Linked DNA regions of Mus musculus: region 2 is linked to region 1. A link is a loop called in an ENCODE intact Hi-C map of the cell type or tissue named here. Cell type or tissue: gastrocnemius. All regions are shown on one strand.

What was found. Hi-C counts contacts between places; a loop is a spot of excess contacts. Peaks named below come from ENCODE experiments on the same cell type or tissue, not always from the same donor. Only the 100,000 strongest peaks of a DNase experiment are listed, where the experiment ranks them.
Region 2: a loop joins it to region 1, with 8 times the contacts of the local background. A loop is called at or near these places in 22 of 42 quality-filtered maps.

The regions. Positions count from the first base shown.
Region 1 is chr11:113,808,002-113,816,001 of GRCm38, reverse strand. Sdk2 (sidekick cell adhesion molecule 2) reads left to right here. Exons shown (of 45, transcript NM_172800.3): 37 at 5,487-5,673. Among named protein-coding and RNA genes, the nearest start is that of Gm51930, 7.9 kb to the right of the region's middle. In gastrocnemius, a CTCF peak has its summit at 4,590 (motif pointing right); DNase peaks (open chromatin) are centred at 4,843, 5,204, 5,626, 5,996 and 1 more place; H3K4me3 peaks cover 271 bases; H3K27ac peaks cover 707 bases.
Region 2 is chr11:113,643,817-113,651,816 of GRCm38, reverse strand. It overlaps Cog1 (component of oligomeric golgi complex 1), which reads right to left and starts at 2,288. Exons shown (of 14, transcript NM_013581.3): 1 at 1,942-2,288. The coding sequence starts at 2,256. It also overlaps a transcript of Slc39a11 not described here. In gastrocnemius, no CTCF peak of the experiment used is centred here; DNase peaks (open chromatin) are centred at 661, 1,933, 2,240, 3,458 and 1 more place; H3K4me3 peaks cover 2,634 bases; H3K27ac peaks cover 3,022 bases.

The DNA of each region.
Region 1 (8,000 bases):
GGGGACGGTCTGTTTGTTTTCTTGTCTCAAAGCTATATGAACCCAGAAGACATTGTGTTATGTGAAATGAGCCAACCACCAGGAAGCCACCAGGAAGACTGACTGGTCTGCATGACCTCACTCACACATGACCTGACTCATCAAAGTCCCTAGGATAGTAATAATAGGATAGAATAGTCCAAGTCGGGCTGGAGAGATGGCTCAGGGTTTAAGAGCGCTGACTGCTCTTCCATAGGTCCTGAGCTCAATTCCCAGCAACCACATGGTGGCTCCCAACCATCTGTAATGGGACCCACCCAATGGATCCCATTAATATAAATAAATAATTAATTAATTAATTAATTAATTAATTAATTCTTTTTGAAAAAGAAGACTAGTCCAAGTCACAAAATCGGGAAGAAGAAGGTGGTCGCCAGATTTGGGAGGGACTGGAGAGATGCTGGTCATATGGCAAACATTTCAAGCCAGGCATGGTTGCACACACCTTTACTCCCAGCCCTCGGAAGACAGGTACAGGTGGGTCTCCATGAATTCAAGCCAGCCAGAGCTACATACAGAGACCCTGTCTCAAAAATGAAAGTGGGAAAACATGGGCACTTAGAAGCTGAGGCAGGGCCACAGAGTGAGTCCCGGGCCTTCCTGAGGAAGAGTGAGCCTATGCCAAAGAAACAAAAATAACCCCCAGCCAAAAGAGGTCCAGGCGTGGAAGGATGAACCCGTCCCTGGAGCTAACCTGCAGGATGCTAGCCATGCCCAATAAAACTGTAGTGTGTAGCTGAAACACGTATGCTGACCCTTGCTCTTAAAGGTTCTTACTGTGCATCAAAAAAGGTAACTGTAGGTCAGGGATTTAGCACAATTAGAAGCATTCGCTTAAAGGCTTCGGTTCTGATTGTAATCCTGCAGTTTTCTAGGAATCGCAGCACAGATGCCCAGTACAGGAAAGGGGCAATCCCTGAGCCAGGATCAAGGCACAGCGGCTCCTGCTTCTGCTCTCTCAGCGATTATTCCTACCTACACACACACAAACACACACACATCACACACACTCACACACACACACTCACACACTCACACACACACACTCACACACATACACACACACACACACCACACACTCACACTCACACACACTCACACACATACACACACACACACACACCACCTCCTGATTTATCCAGCAAGGGCAGCGGGTAGAGTTTATTAAGGACTTTCTTGAGTTGTAACCAACAAGATATAAATACTAATGCTAAGGCTTAATTAAGACTCTTCTTAGGGGGCTGGTGAGATGGCTCAGCGGGTAAGAGCACCCGACCGCTCTTCTGAAGGTCCTGAGTTCAAATCCCAGCAACCACATGGTGACTCACAACCATCCGTAAGGAGATCTGACTCCCTCTTCTGGAGTGTCTGAAGACAGCTACAGTGTTCTTAGATAAGCCCATACCCAAATAGATAGGCTTTTCTTATTCTTTCTCAATCATTTGGTTCTCTCATTACAATCATTTCTGAATCACTGTTCTCAAAATCTGTTAATAAATTGTGATTTTTATGAAAAGTCAAAAAAAAAAAAAAAAAAGAGGTGACCATTGGAAGTAACAGGTGCCAATCAGCTTGGCTTGACAGTGGGCCCAGTGGATGGGTATGAAAACATCAGAGGGCTTGGGGTAGGGCTCAGCTGGGAGAGTGGCTAGCATTCATGATTCCTGGGGTTTGACCCTCTGCAGGCATAAAGCAACAGGCGTAGGGGCCTCTACCTGTAATCCCAGCACTTAGGAGGTAGAGGCAGGAGGGTCAGCTCCAGGTTGCCCTTAGTCACTTTGTAAAATCAAGGGCGGCTGGGCTATGTAAGTCCTGCTTCCAAAAAAGGGTAAGTAAATAATAATAACAACAGGTTGGCCAGAGAGAGGTGCAGTGCTGATCAAGTGCTTCTGAGCGTGCTTAAGGCCCTGGGCTCTGTTTCTAGCACTATAAGCAACGAGAGAGAGAGAGAGAGAGAGAGAGAGAGAGAGAGAGAGAGAGAGAGAGAGAGAGAGAGAGAAGAGGGGCTGGAGAGATGTCTCAGCAGTTAAGAGCACTGACTGCTCTTCCAGAGGTCCTGAGTTCAATTCCCAGCAACCACATGGTGGCTCACAACCATCTGTAATGGGACCTGTTGCCCTCTTCTGGGATGTGGATAGCAACAGTATACTCACATTCACAAAATAAATAAATAAATCCTAAAAAAAAAATCCTCCTTCCCTTCCCTCACTCCCTTTCTCACAACAGTCTCGGGTTTGGCTTAGAGATTGTTGTCCTCTAGCAGTAATCAATAAATCTTTTTTTAAAAAGAAAAAAGAAAGGAAAGAAGAGAGAAAAAAGAACATTAATTATATATCTTAATTCTATTAAATTTTCGTCAACTATACGTCAGAAAAGTGATTAAAGGGGAAACGGGCTGGGAATAAAAACCAAGAGTTAAGAAATGGGGTCAGGGGCTGGTGAGATGGCTCAGTGGGTAAGAGCACCCTACTGCTCTTCTAGACTGCTCTTCCGAAGGTCCAGAGTTCAAATCCCAGCAACCACATGGTGGCTCACAACCATCCATAACAAGATCTGACTCCCGGGCTGGAGAGATGGCTCTGTGGTTAAGAGCACTGACTGCTCTTCCAGAGGTCCTGAGTTCAATTCCCAGCAACCACATGGTGGCTCACAACCATCTGCAATGGGGTCCGATGCCCTCTTCTGGTGTCTGAAGACAGCTACAGTGTACTTACATATAAATAAATAAATCTTAAAAAAAAAAAAAAAAAAAGAAATGGGGTCAGCGTCATCTGCTGCCGCTCCAGCCACTTCCCCCCATGACATGTCTGTTGGCCTATGTATCAACCATGAGTGAGGTGTCTGGGACACAAAGGAGCCAGATGGGCCAGGGTGCCTGCCCTCTGGAGCCCATAGCCTGGGTTCAGTACATACTCACTTCCCCATGAGTGGGTGCTCTACCAATCAATCATGTCACCTTGGGGACCAGGATCCAGCCTCAGCCCTTGTCCCTTTTACTGTGTATCCTCATCTAACAAAGGTCTACTGACAGCAAGCAGGCAGCCTGCTTCTGTATGTCCTACACCTTGGCACTGCCCTGCCCAATGCCCTCCCCAGCCATTGACCCTGTCTCCCCAACAACACCAAGTATCTCCCTCTAGGACCAGTCATAGGCAGGCCATAAAGGCATTCTGAAATTTGTTTCTTCTTTTGTTCATTACTTAGTATTTTCATATGTTTATGTGCTTGTCTGCATGAGTTCATGTGCACCACAGGGACCCAAGGAGGCCAGAAGAGGGCATCAGATCTCCTAGAACTAGACACATAGGAGCTTCTAAGCCACTAGATGGGTGCTGGGAACCAAACCCAGGTCTTCTTCAAGAGCAGTCAGTGCTCTTAACCACTGAGCCACCTCTCCAGTCCCTTATTTCCTCTTTTAAAAAAAATTATTTATTTATTTATTTTATGTGCACTGGTGTTTTGTCCACATCTTGTGTATATCTTGTGTGAGGGTGTGTCAGATCTTGGAGTTATAGACAGTTGTGAGAACCCGGGTCCCCTGCAAGAACAGTCGGCGCTCTTGACCACTGAGCCATCTCCCCAGCCCCTTGTCTCCGTTCCTAATGCCCTTTCCTGACCTCGCGGTTTTGTTCACATCTCATTATGTCCTTGTTGGGTCTCTTTGCTGGAGGATTCATTCAAAGGCTTCTCCCATGATACAGGGACATCGCTAAACGATAAAGTGCTTGCTGACCAGTTTGCTGTGTTCTGGTGAGACACGGGCACGAGACAGTCTACATAGAACTCAGGCTCCATCTTCAGCGGAGGGAGAGAGACCCTCCAGCAGAGGGCAGGAAGGAGGGAAGAGCTGGAAAGAAGGAAACCAAAGACAATCTCCCATAGTCTCTGCCCCGCTCAAGCTGACTCTCTACTCTCTTTTCCAAACCCAACCCCAAGTACGTTCTCATCTTCACCGTTCCTCCAAATCTCACACTGCTAAGGCTGCTGATAAATCTGCCCTGTTCTTCATCAACCGGTCACAAGCTTCGCCCAGCCTGTCTCCACAGCACCGTGCCTCACCCAGTTGAGACATGACATTCCCCTGCCTGTTTCTCCTCACACAGCCGTCACCCCTCCTCGGCCTCCCCTACCGTTCCAGCTACCCCTGCATTTCCACAGAGGCCCTGGAAACCCCTCTATCCCTCTCCTCAGGCCAGGAGAATCCAACAGTTCTCTGACTGTCTTCGCCAAGCTGCTGATGCTCAGGGCGTGTGCAGAGCTGTAGAGCTAGCCTTGAGCTCTTCCCCAAACGATGAATCCAGGAGACTGCTTTGTGGCTGTTGCGTTCTCATAGTCAGTGGATGCGTGGGTGATTTTATGAATGGAGACCTCAATTCCCCGTATAAAAAGATTTTTTAAATGGAAGCAAGGCAGTAGAGAAGCAAATCTTTTGTAGTAACAAGATGTCCTGACTGCCTCTGCACACGCTGGGGGTGGACACTTTTATTAGCTCTTTCCTACTTTTATTGGTATGGAGGAAAGGAAACTCCAATAGCGTTCAGAACCCTCTCTGGCCAGCAGAGGGAGCCAAATGATCGTCAATCCTGTACAGGGTTTGGGATGCCAGGCTGTATGTAGCAGAATACCAGCTCTTAATGTAATTTGAGAGTCTTCGATGCGTGTTTAAAAGCACTAACCATGCTCATTATAGAGTGCCCGGAGGCTCCACGAAGCTCCTGCTGCACTGAGGACTTAAAATCCTCCACAAGCGTGTAACAATACCCTTAGAAGCTGGCCAGTCCTTACGGCCTGCAGTCTTCTTGCTCGCCCCGGAAAGCGGGTGTCCTTAAGCCCTCTGCAGCTGACCAAGTCACAGGCCTAGCAAATGGTGCCATCAAGAGTTGAGCCACAAACCGAATGCCACCTCTGTCTAGCCTGCACCAGACTTTTCAGACTTTGATCCACGATTATCAGATTGGATTGCGCATATGCACCACCAGGAACTTTATTTACAGCGGGAGCTTTTTACAGGGGCCTTAGCAGCTGAGGCTGCCTATGTGGCACACGGGGCAGAGCTGAGGCTCTCTGCTCCTCACCAGTGCCCTGGCATTGCCAAGCTGTTAGCCCTTGTGCCCCACACAGTGGAGCAGAGCCCATGATTGCTCCCGCCTCTCCAGCTCAGGCTGGTGAGATGCAGGTTCCTATTGAGGCTGACACGCCTGTTACATGGGACAGATGCCAACCCCAGAGACACAAGATACACAGGGGATGACGCTTACAGACGATCGGAGGGTCGGTATTGACTACAAAGTGAAAAGTTCCCGAATCCTTCTTAAATAGCTCTTAGCTACTTCCATATTGTTTCCTGGTTGAAAGCAGGGGTGTCTTTGAACCCCCGAGATGGGCAGGGGCGGAGGGGAGGCCTGATGTCTTCGTCCCTCTCATCCCACAATCTTTGGTTCCCACAGATTTATTTCTGGGAAGTCCAACGGAGGAACCTCACAGAGAGGGTGAAGACTCTCTTCTTGGCTGAGAACAGCGTGAAACTCAAGAACCTGACGGGCTACACAGCCTACATGGTCAGCGTGGCAGCCTTCAATGCTGCGGGGGATGGGCCGAGGAGCACCCCGACCCGGGGCCAGACTCAGCAAGCAGGTAGGGAGAAGTCTCTTGGGGAGGTCAGGGTTTGGGGGACAAACTGGTGTCCACGTCTGGTGTCGGAGCTTTCACGCAGCCGGGGAACTGGGTTCGGATACCCAGGCCCCACTTCCAGATGCCCTGTGGAAAGAAAAGCCCAGCCTGCAAAGAAGGCTCTATGTGTCCATAAAAAAAAGAAAAGAAAAGAAAGAAAAAAAGAAACTCTCACTGGGAACCTTGAGAAAGTCCCCAGATCTCACCTAGCCTGTTCTGCCCACCTTGTCTCAGCTTTTGGGACAGCCGCCACTCCCCGCCCCTGTTTGGCTTTCTCCTCCTTTCTTGTCTCCTTGCCTTTGCTCAGCACACCCCGCGTTCATTGTCTTCTGTGAGCCCACACTTTTGCTTCACACTGGTGATGAAACAATGATTTTTTTTTTAAAAGTAAGTCTGTGTCCTGCTGAGGCCAGGGGACAGGACATAAACAAGCACAGCACAGATGAGCTGGCTGGGGGGTAGGGGGAGCTAAGGGGAGCAGGGTGTGGTTCACAAGATGGCTGGCTACACCTGAGCTGAGCTTTGAGCCAGAGGAGACCAGCTGTGGGAAGTTCTGGAGACAAGCAGGAAGCCGGAAGCAGGATTCCTGTCAGAAGGACCAGCAGGTGCAGAGGCCAGGAGGCTGGAGGGGATTCGAGGGACAGACCCCGGTGTTGACAAGAGAGGTGGAGTGAGGCCCGATTCCCAAGGGTCTGGAGAACAGGATTTGTGTTGAGTGTGATGGGGAGACTCAGAGGGTTGGAGCGGTTAAGAATTAGAACTCTGCCTCAGTGGTTAAGAGTACTGGCTGAGCTGGGCAGTGGTGGAACACACCTTTAATCCCAGTACTCAGGAGGCAGAGGCAGGCAGATTTCTGAGGCTAGCCTGGTCTACAGAGTGAGTTCCAGGACAGCCAGGGCTATACAGAGAAACCTTGTCTCAAAAAAAAAAAAAAAAAAAAAAAAGCACTGGCTCTTAAAAACCCGGGGTTCAATTCCCAGCACCCACGTGACAGCTCGTAACTGCCTGCTACTCCAGTTTCAGGGGACCTGATACTCTCACACAGGCATGCAGGCAAGCAAAAACACCAATGAACATGAAATAAAAATAAACAAATAAAATTTTCAAAAGGGCGGATTTCTGAGTTCGAGGCCAGCCTGGTCTACAAAGTGAGTTCCAGGACAGCCAGGACTATAAAAAGAAACCCTGTCTCAAAAAACCGAAAGAAAGAAAGAAAGAAAGAAAGAAAGAAAGAAAGAAAGAAAGAAAGAAAGAAAGAAAGAAAGAAAGAGAAAGGAAGAAAGAAAGAAAGAAAGAAAGAAAGAAAGAAAGAAAGAAAGAAAGAAAGAAAGAAAGAAAGAAAGGGAAAGGGAAAGGGAAAGGGAAAAAGAAATAAAAAGAAAAACTGGCTCTGCCTTCTGGGCTGAGTCTGGAGGAGATGACAGAGAGAGGTGGGGACTAGATCCAGGCAGGATGGAGGAAGGAGAGAGGGGACAGATCCCCTTGTCCTGAGGTGTCCAAAGCCACTTTTTGGTCAGTGTCACACTGGATTCCCCTAGAATTCCCAGGGAGTAAGCAGTGTAGTGTCTGTCTAACAACAGGGGTTAGAGTCACCCCAGAAAATAGGCTTTTTGCTCCTGATCCCCTGGTAAGGTCATAGGGGAAAGGGCAGATGCTGGAACCAAGGCAGATCTGAGATCTGAGAGAATTCAGGATCTCTCTCTCTCTCTCTCTCTCTCTCTTCCCCCGTGTGTCAACCCTCAAAGCCATGAATTTCATATCTGCAGTTTCAACCAACCAAGAAAGGAAAATATTCCCCAAAATTGCGTCTGTCTGGGTGCAGCAGCACAGACCTTAAGAGGTGAAGCCAGGAATGGGCAAGAGCCAGGGCTCAGAGATGGCTCAGCATTGCTGTTCTTCCAAGAGACTGAGTTCCATTCCCAGAACCTACATTAAGTGTCTCACAACCACCTCGAGCCTCAATTCCAGGGGACCCAACCCCCTTTGTGCTGGCCTCCATGGGCATGGGCGCTGGTGTGACACACACACAGAGACACACATGCACATAAATGAAAAGAAAAGTAAGCCTTTAAAGTCGATCAGAGCCACCTTTAGCTACACAGCAAGTTCGAGACTGCCCTGAGCTAAGGGAGAATGCCTCAAAAGGCAAATAAGCAAGTGAAAATGTATCTATGCTGAAGACAGACAGCACCAAATAACAAATGTGTCTTTACTGAGCATGTACAAACAGCACCGAGTAGCAACTACTTAGTAAATAGATACAGTACTATTTGCAATGTGTCAGGAATGGA
Region 2 (8,000 bases), 160 kb after region 1:
AAATAAAAAGCACAGCTCCGTTTACACAGGCCTGGGGGAGAAGCTGGGGAATGCTTTAAGATCTCAAGCTTTTCCGTGTGTGGTATCGCACACCTTTGATCCCAGCACCCAAGGGGCAGTGGTGGGCGGATCTCTTGTGAGTTAGACACCAGCCTGGTCAACATAGTGAGTTCCAGGCTAGCCAGGACAGCACAGAGAAACCCTGTCTTTAAAACGAAAACAAAATCTGACGTTTTCATAAAGCCACACTCAGTACCACTCAGCTTGCAGGGCACTTATGTCCGACCAAATGGCATCTCACCATCTGGTTATTGGTAGGAGGGCGGGGCATCTCGCCATCTGGTTATTGGTAGGAGGGCGGGGCATCTCACCATCTGGTTATTGGTAGGAGGGCGGGGCATCTCGCCATCTGGTTATTGGTAGGAGGGCGGGGCATCTCGCCATCTGGTTATCGGTGGGTGGAAGGGAGACTTCCTACAAGCTTCCTCCTTCCTCTCCTTTCTCTTTAAGGTCACCAAACATTTCTCGTTGACTGTTCTTTACCACCCCTGCACCAGATCTTCATCTGGCTGAGACTTCAGGCCTCTCATCTGCCCTCTCACCTCGAGTCCGTCTTCAGTAGTGGTGTGTGGGGTGCCGGTAAAGGAGGGGAACTAACTCTGGCTCTTTTGTGTTCCTCCCCATCTGCTATGGGAGGCAAGCAGGCCTGCAACGGACGTCAGATGCTAACAGTTTGATCTCGGACTTCCCAGGCCTATTCCTGAGGGAAAATGAATGTCTACTCTTTATGAACTATCCAGTGTTAAATCTTTTGTTACAGCAGCATAGCTGGCCAGAGACGTCAATGTTCCAAATCTCAGTTGTCCTTACTGGGGAGGAGCCACACCTAACTCACTCCTTCCTTCCGAACTATTACATTAAATGGACATGTGGCGATTAATCACCTTTATGCTAAACTATTTTCTACTGCCATTCTAAATTATTCATATTTTAAAAATTCAATTTCCCAAGAATTTCTTTCTTTAATTAGAATGTAAACTTCAAGAACATCTTGGGAGGCTCCTGTTTATGATTTGAACGGAGAGGGCATTCCCCCAGAAATGCACCAGCCATAACCATGAAAATCAATCCATTTCTAAGACTGGGCTTACATAGTTGAAGCTAGCCAGCTAAGTCTGTCCATTTGGGAAGGGGGCTGTACTTAATGTGTAGCTTAGGGAGTGACAGGCTGACAAAGTTCCAACCTTCTTTGCCCACGTTCATTATACTGCCCTAGTTTTTTTGGCTTGGATTTTCTGACACCTAAGTAGCGCAAGAAAGCTGGCTCCACATGTGGGCTAGTGTGCTTTTGTAATTTCTTCTTCTGTTACAGTAAGTTCTCCTAGGTTAAAAACTATTTACCCTCGGCGCCCTCTGCTCATTCCTAAGCCAACACCCAATGTCAGAATTCGATCCGCATCGGGTCTTAAACGTTTCATGGGAGGACATCAGGATACCCTGAGTTTTTTAAACCAGCCTGAAATGAAACTGCTCACCTATTAAAAGGGGGAGGGTCTGACGGCTGAGGCTACCCTCCCCCAATTCTCCAGGCTCGGTCGGGCTCAGGGTGGGATGGGGAATGAATGAATGACTTTGACAGGAAGGTGTGAGCTAACGGGAGAGATCTGACAGTCGAGAGACCCCTGGCGTTTTCAGTTAAAAGGGAAGGAGAGCGCAGCGAACCCACGGGAGGCGAGGGAATCGTCCGGAAGTCCGGGAAGGCTCCCGGAGCAAAAGGCCGGCTGGCTTTTCGGCAGCGGACCAGCGTCCCGAGGAAGGCCCGCAGACGCCTCCCGGTAGCCCGCGGCGGCGAGGGGCGGGCTCCTCCGGCGGAAGGTGAGGGGTGGGGTCCGCCGGGCGGCGGGGGCGGAGGGACGTGGCGGGTTCGGATCCCGGACTGACCTGCGGGGCCCGTGGGACCCGGGGCGCCACGGAGCCGGCCTGGCGGAGGCGGGCGCAGTATTGATCGGTGGCCTGCACGGCGTCCACCAGGCCCTCGGCGCAGCGGCGCATCTGGCCGATGGTGTCCGCCGCCTCGATCAGGTCGCGGTACCGCTCGCCCACCATCTGCCGCAGCTCCTCCTTCTTGTGTTCGATCTCGGCTCGGACCTGGCGCTCCAGCCCGCGGATCTCCTCCGCTCCATGAGTCTCGAAGAGCGCGTTGGGATCGCGCAGATCCAGCCGCTTGAGCGCGGAGGAGGCGGTCGCGGCCGCCATGGTGCTAAGCCAGGGATCCGCCGGCCGCTTCCGCCTGCCAGCCCCGCCCCGCCCTCCCGCCATCATGGATGGGGGCGGAAGTGCTTCCGCCAGGTCGGGAGCCTCGGTGGTCCCAGGGACTGAGCCTCGGTGGCAGTGCTGCTCTCCAGAGCTTATTTTTTACTGTTACAATCTCCCTTCTCTCTCCTTCACTCTTCCTTCCTTCCCTCTTCCTCCCCATTCTCACCCTATGTAGGTGGAGTACGTGCGACAGAAACAGATGCGCGCGGAGGTCATAAGTTGCAGGAGGCTCACTCCTGCCATGAGGATCTCAGTATAGAATTTTAGATGGAATTTTATCGGCTTTGGCGGCAATCGCCTTTGCCTGCTGTGCCATCTCGCCTACCCTGAGCGCTCGTTTCCTTAGAGAAGCGAAATAGTTAAGGTTGTACTTGGTGGTCAAAGTCTTAGTGGCCCGGAGCCCCTTGCGTCGCACCCAAACCCTTTCCTGGGGAGGGAAGAGCTTCACCGTGGGGTTCATTATGGTAAAGATGCACGTATGGTCGTGTTGCTGTCGGTCTTACATGCATGCACGCTTTTGCCTTCGATAGACCATCACAGCAACCAGGACTGGGCCTTGGGACTCTTCCCTTAGGACTTGGCAGCTGGAGATCTGAGTGACGGCTGTGGTCCACCTTGTTACCTGGGTCTTCTATTTTATTTAAATATTGTTTAGTGGCCACAAAATGGGTTTCCCTGTTACAGGCCTCCTGTGGTGGAGAACGATGGGGAGTCCATGATGCCAGAGGATTGGACATCCTGAGATTGACCCAGTAAGAAAACCTGGACGTTCTGGCTTGCTGTTCATAAGTCCGTTCAGGGCCCTTCGTTTTGGAAAAGTTTGCTGAAGAATTCTTTCCTATGTTAACACAGAGAAAACAGTATTGTGTGTTCAGCAGCCCTGTACCACAGACAGCCTCTGGGTTTTCTCTCCCGTTCACCACTGCCACTACTTCGAGGCAAATGTCACAGCAATAGATTGATATCTAAATAAGGGGGTTTACTTACGACATTCCAGCAAGAAGAGTCCCTGCTCTATGCACAACTGAAGCCCAGGGAATTTTACTTACCTCGGGGAAGGGGGTTAACTCAGAACTCAAGCCACTTGGCTTGAGATACCGCCTACGCGTCAGAGTTCCCCCAGCACAGCGCGCCCCCTGGTGGCGCAGCGGTGACGTGCAGTCCTTTCTATAGTCCCGCGCTACCGGCTGCTTTGGTGCTGTTTTGCTTCTGAGCCTGCAGAATCTGTCTTCCGTGTTTGGAAGCGCTTCTCTGTCAGGCAGAAACTTTCCCCAGGACTTCTTGCACCTACTGTGCCAGCCTGGGGCCTGGGACTGGTCCACAAGACCTTCTTGGGCCTTTGAAGGCAGCGATGCCCTGGTGCAGGGATTTCAGCCTTGTAGAGGCTAGGTCTCACCCACAACACCTAGTGTGCAGGACTGGCAGGGACAGTGGCTGCAGCTGTAGTTTCAGGTGCCAGCGCTGGTGATGGGTATCTGCAGGTTGGATCACCCTGTGGTATACCTTGGATTAGGAATGTTCGCCCTCTCTTTGCTCCTGTCTCTTCAGCTTAGTTGCACATCCTGCCCAGCAGCTCACTGTGTTATCAATACATCCATTTTCTCTGAAAATCAGAACCGTGGTCTGTAGCTTGCCCTGGGAGCCTAACACTTATTCCTCAAGCTTCCAGTTCCCCAAGAGTTAGTAAGCTAACACCTTTCCTACACTGAGGGGAACACGATAGGCTATGATCAGTTCCATGTGGGACTAGGGGCTTCTTGTATGATGGCTTTGGCAAAGGCCACTCTGCCCAATGTGTTTTGAGACCGGCATTTGCTTTTCCGTCTTTTGTGCTGTTTCCTTGGCTGAGTTCATCAGACCTGCCTGAAGATGCTACGGTTGCCTCTCTGCCTGCAGAAGAACTGCTGCTCGGGGCTGTTTCCAGATGTCTTCTCAGCCTGGGCACTGGGAAAGCTCCCCAGGCCTTTGGGAGATGTGTCCTTGGCTCTGCTCTCTAAGGCTCCAGGTTTTACTTCTGCACCCAGAGAGCAGCCCCCTCCTTTCCTGATGCTGTCTGCCTATCAGCCAGAACTATCCAAACCAGCAACTGGGCCAAGAGCTCAGCCCAAGCAGCTAGAGGAGTCACTGTGCCAGGATGTTGGGGACAGACATTGCTTAAGCTCAGGGGTGCTGCTGTCATTTAGTGTAGTTTATGACCAGGTGTAAGTATGTGTCGAGTGAAGCTTTGATTTAATTTAATTTATTATTACTTTATTTATGAGTGTGCGTTTGTGTGTCTGGGCATGTTTGTGCGGTGCCTACAGAGACCAAAAAAGAGTTCAGATCCCCTGGAGCTGAAGTCACGGGAGACTGAGCAAGAAACCAAATTCCAGTCCTCTGTAAGAGCAGCCAGCACTCTTAACCGCTGGGCCATCTCTCCAGCCCCTTCAGTCTGAGTTCTAGTATCAGTCCTTCATCCTTCTAGCTTCAACCTTTAAGTTGTAGCTCTTGAAATCAAAGAGGCATTCCTCCATAACCCTAGCTGTCATTTAGAGCATCACTGGCCCTTTGCATCTTTCCTCTCTGCTTCTCACAAGGATCCCACGCAGAGGCGGCGTTACAGACAGCTAAGGTTCCATCGAACTGAGTAACCTAGGTGAGGTCACCAAGCCTGTCGATGGTGAGGCCTGTTGTCAGGGTGTCAGCTGCCAGCTGGACCTAGAGTCACCTGAGAAGAGTGATGCTCAAATGATGAATGGCCTTGCTCAGATTGGCTTGTGGGTGTGTCCATGAGGCACTTTGTAAGATTGCTAATTGATGTACAAAGGCCTAGCCCACTGAGTCTTGCTGCTCCTGGGCATGTGGACTCGGGTGCTATAAGAGAGGTAAGCAAGCCAGTAAGCAATGTTCTTCCATGGTCTCTGCTCCAGGTTCCGGCCTTCTGTTCCTGTCCTGACTGCCCTCTGTGACGGACTGTGATCCAGAAGTGAAAGGTTGTCACCACGGGCTTTCCCACTCATGCCCACATTCCCGAAATAATGACTCTGACATTTGCTACTTATGAATAAATGCCTAGGCCACAATTCTTCTAATAGATTGTCACTAATTAATCCCTTTATTCTTTTCTATGAGTGCCACATGGCTAGTTACCTTTCCTCAGTTTCATGTGTCTGTCTTCTCAGAGTTGGGGGCAAATCTCTTCCCAAACCTGACTCTATCCCAGAGTTCCTCTCTCCCTACCAGAACTCCCACCTCCTATTTCCTGCCATGGCTAATAGGCCATGGGCTTTTTATTGATAGGTAATGCTTCCCACAGACAACAAGAGATTCTCTCTCGGTACGATGAAATAATTTCCCAAGTTGTTTGTGGCCAGGATGTTTGATCTGAGCAACAGAAGAACAAACAGGGACACTCGTCTTCAGAGACTTGTGGGTTAGCTCAGCTCTAGAAGTCCTTATCTTTTACTGGAGTCTCCTGATTAGCTTTAAAGAAAGATTGCAGAACGTTAAGATGACCCAGCGGACCAGCGTTCACATGGTCCCCACAGTTTTTCCTTCATTCCACCTGAGCTGAGATCACTGCAGTTGCACTGACAGACTGGGGAGGCACGGCATAGCCATACCCGCTGGGCAAGTATCAGGACACTAGAGGGGGGCTGTCTCTTCAAGCTGGGGATATACTGTGTTTTTCTTTAGGCATGTCCGTGTGTACCCTTGCCTCACTGGGGACACTGAAGGGAAAGACTTCTCTTCAGCTTGTTTTGTTCCTCTCCTCAGGCTGGCCTGCAGCTCAGCACGTTGCCAGAGCTGGTCCATTACAATACTCCTGCTTTAGCCTCGGGAGTGCTAGGGTTGCAGGTGTGAGAGGGCATGCTTGTGTTTCTGTTTTTGTAGTTTGGGTGTGTGGAGGAGGGGACAGGGTTTCCTTGTATAGTTCTAGGTTGACCTTGAGCATAAGACTCTCTTGTCTCAGCCTCTTGAATGCTTGGGGGTCATAGGTGAGTGCCACCTTGCTTGGCTCTTCCTTACTTAAAAAAAATCAAATTATTTTTATTTTATGCATGTGGGTGTTTCATCCGCGTGTATGTCTGTGCACTATATGCATGCAGTGCTCACGGAGGCCAGAAGAGGGTGTCAGAACCTCTGAGAGTTGCATACAGAGAGTTGGGAGCCACCATAGGATGCTAAGAACAGAATCCAGGTGTCCTGAAAGAGCAGTCAGTGCTTATAATGGCTGAGCCAACTCTCTGGCTCCTTGTCCTTACTTTTTAATACAAATATGGGAAACTAGCCAGAATAATCCTTAAAAGAGAAGAATCTTGCTCTACTTTGGACATTGAGTGTCCCCCTCAAGTCCCCCCAGAGAAGAGGTTTTGTCCCTAGGGTACTTCTGGGATGTAGGGTCTAATGTGAGCTCTTAGGTCACTGAGAGCATTCCCTTGAAGAGAACAGTGAGATCTTTGCCCCCTCCTTGCTTGATCTTTACCTTCGGGCCATAAGGTACATGCCCTTTTCTGCTACATGCTCCCACTGTGACGTGTTCCCACTGTGATGTGCTCCCACTGTGATGTGCTACCTCACTTCAGGCCCAAAGCAATAGGTTCAACCAATCACTCAAACTGGATGAAAAGTAGCCCTTTTCTCTTTATAAGTTGTTTGCCTCTGGTATTTTGTTACAGTCACAGGTTTTTGACAGATTTTAATAGATACTATGTCTCCTCCTTGGGGCAGTCTGTGACCAGGGGCCTGGGAAATGGTCCCATGTCTTTGGCTCTCATTCAAAGCTGATACTTTGGAAATATGCCATGCATTTAGGTTATATAGTGCCAAGGTGTCTACATAAAGGATGCACAGGAAAAGGCATGTAGGAATCTGTGTGCTAGAGAGTGATCTCATCCAGACCCTGCACCATCCCATACCAAACTCCTCCTAGATATGAGATGGCTGTGTTCCCGCATGCATACATAGACCTGAAAGGGCTGTCAGCTTTGTGCCTCCCATTCCTTCTGTTGGAGGGAATGGTAGTCACATTCTTGTGCATGCTCAGACAGAAGATAGGAAGAGAGAGAGATACTCACTTGAAATGGAAAGCAGAAATTTAGCTCTGGCTAAAGGAGGAAGCAAGAAAGAAGGAGAAAAGGGGGTGGAGGGAGGTGGTGTTGAGGAAGCAGAGGAGAGAGAGTGTCAGTGGAAGCCATGTTGGGTGCACAGAAGGCTGGATTCTATGCACATGCCCAGTGGAATTCAGATGTTTGGTGTTTACTCTTGGTCGGAGATGCCAGTGAGATTAATGCTCGCTATCTTGACTTCTTATCTTTATGGCAGCATTTATCAGCCTGTGTCTGCTGGAGGTGGCATTTGTGGTAGAAGGGCCTGGCAACTGACTTGGCTGTTTGCAGATACTTGAGAGATTACCTTCCACTAACAGCTAGGCAAGCATCTCTGGTGAAGGAACCCGCATGTCTGGGCTCCCTGGGTCTGCGGTCCTCCATTTGTGTTGGCTGCGCATGCTCCTGCCGTGTGGGCTGGCGGTGTGCTGGATGCTGCGGGGAACATTTATTTGGGTCTGACTTTGGCTTGTCCTCTTGCACCTTTCCACCCCAGCGTGTCTTTCTGTGAATGGCCTCAGAGTCCTACCTCTAAATCTAGCAAGTTGTCGTGGTTTTTTTGGAGATAGGATCTTGTGGAGTCCAGGCTGGCCACAA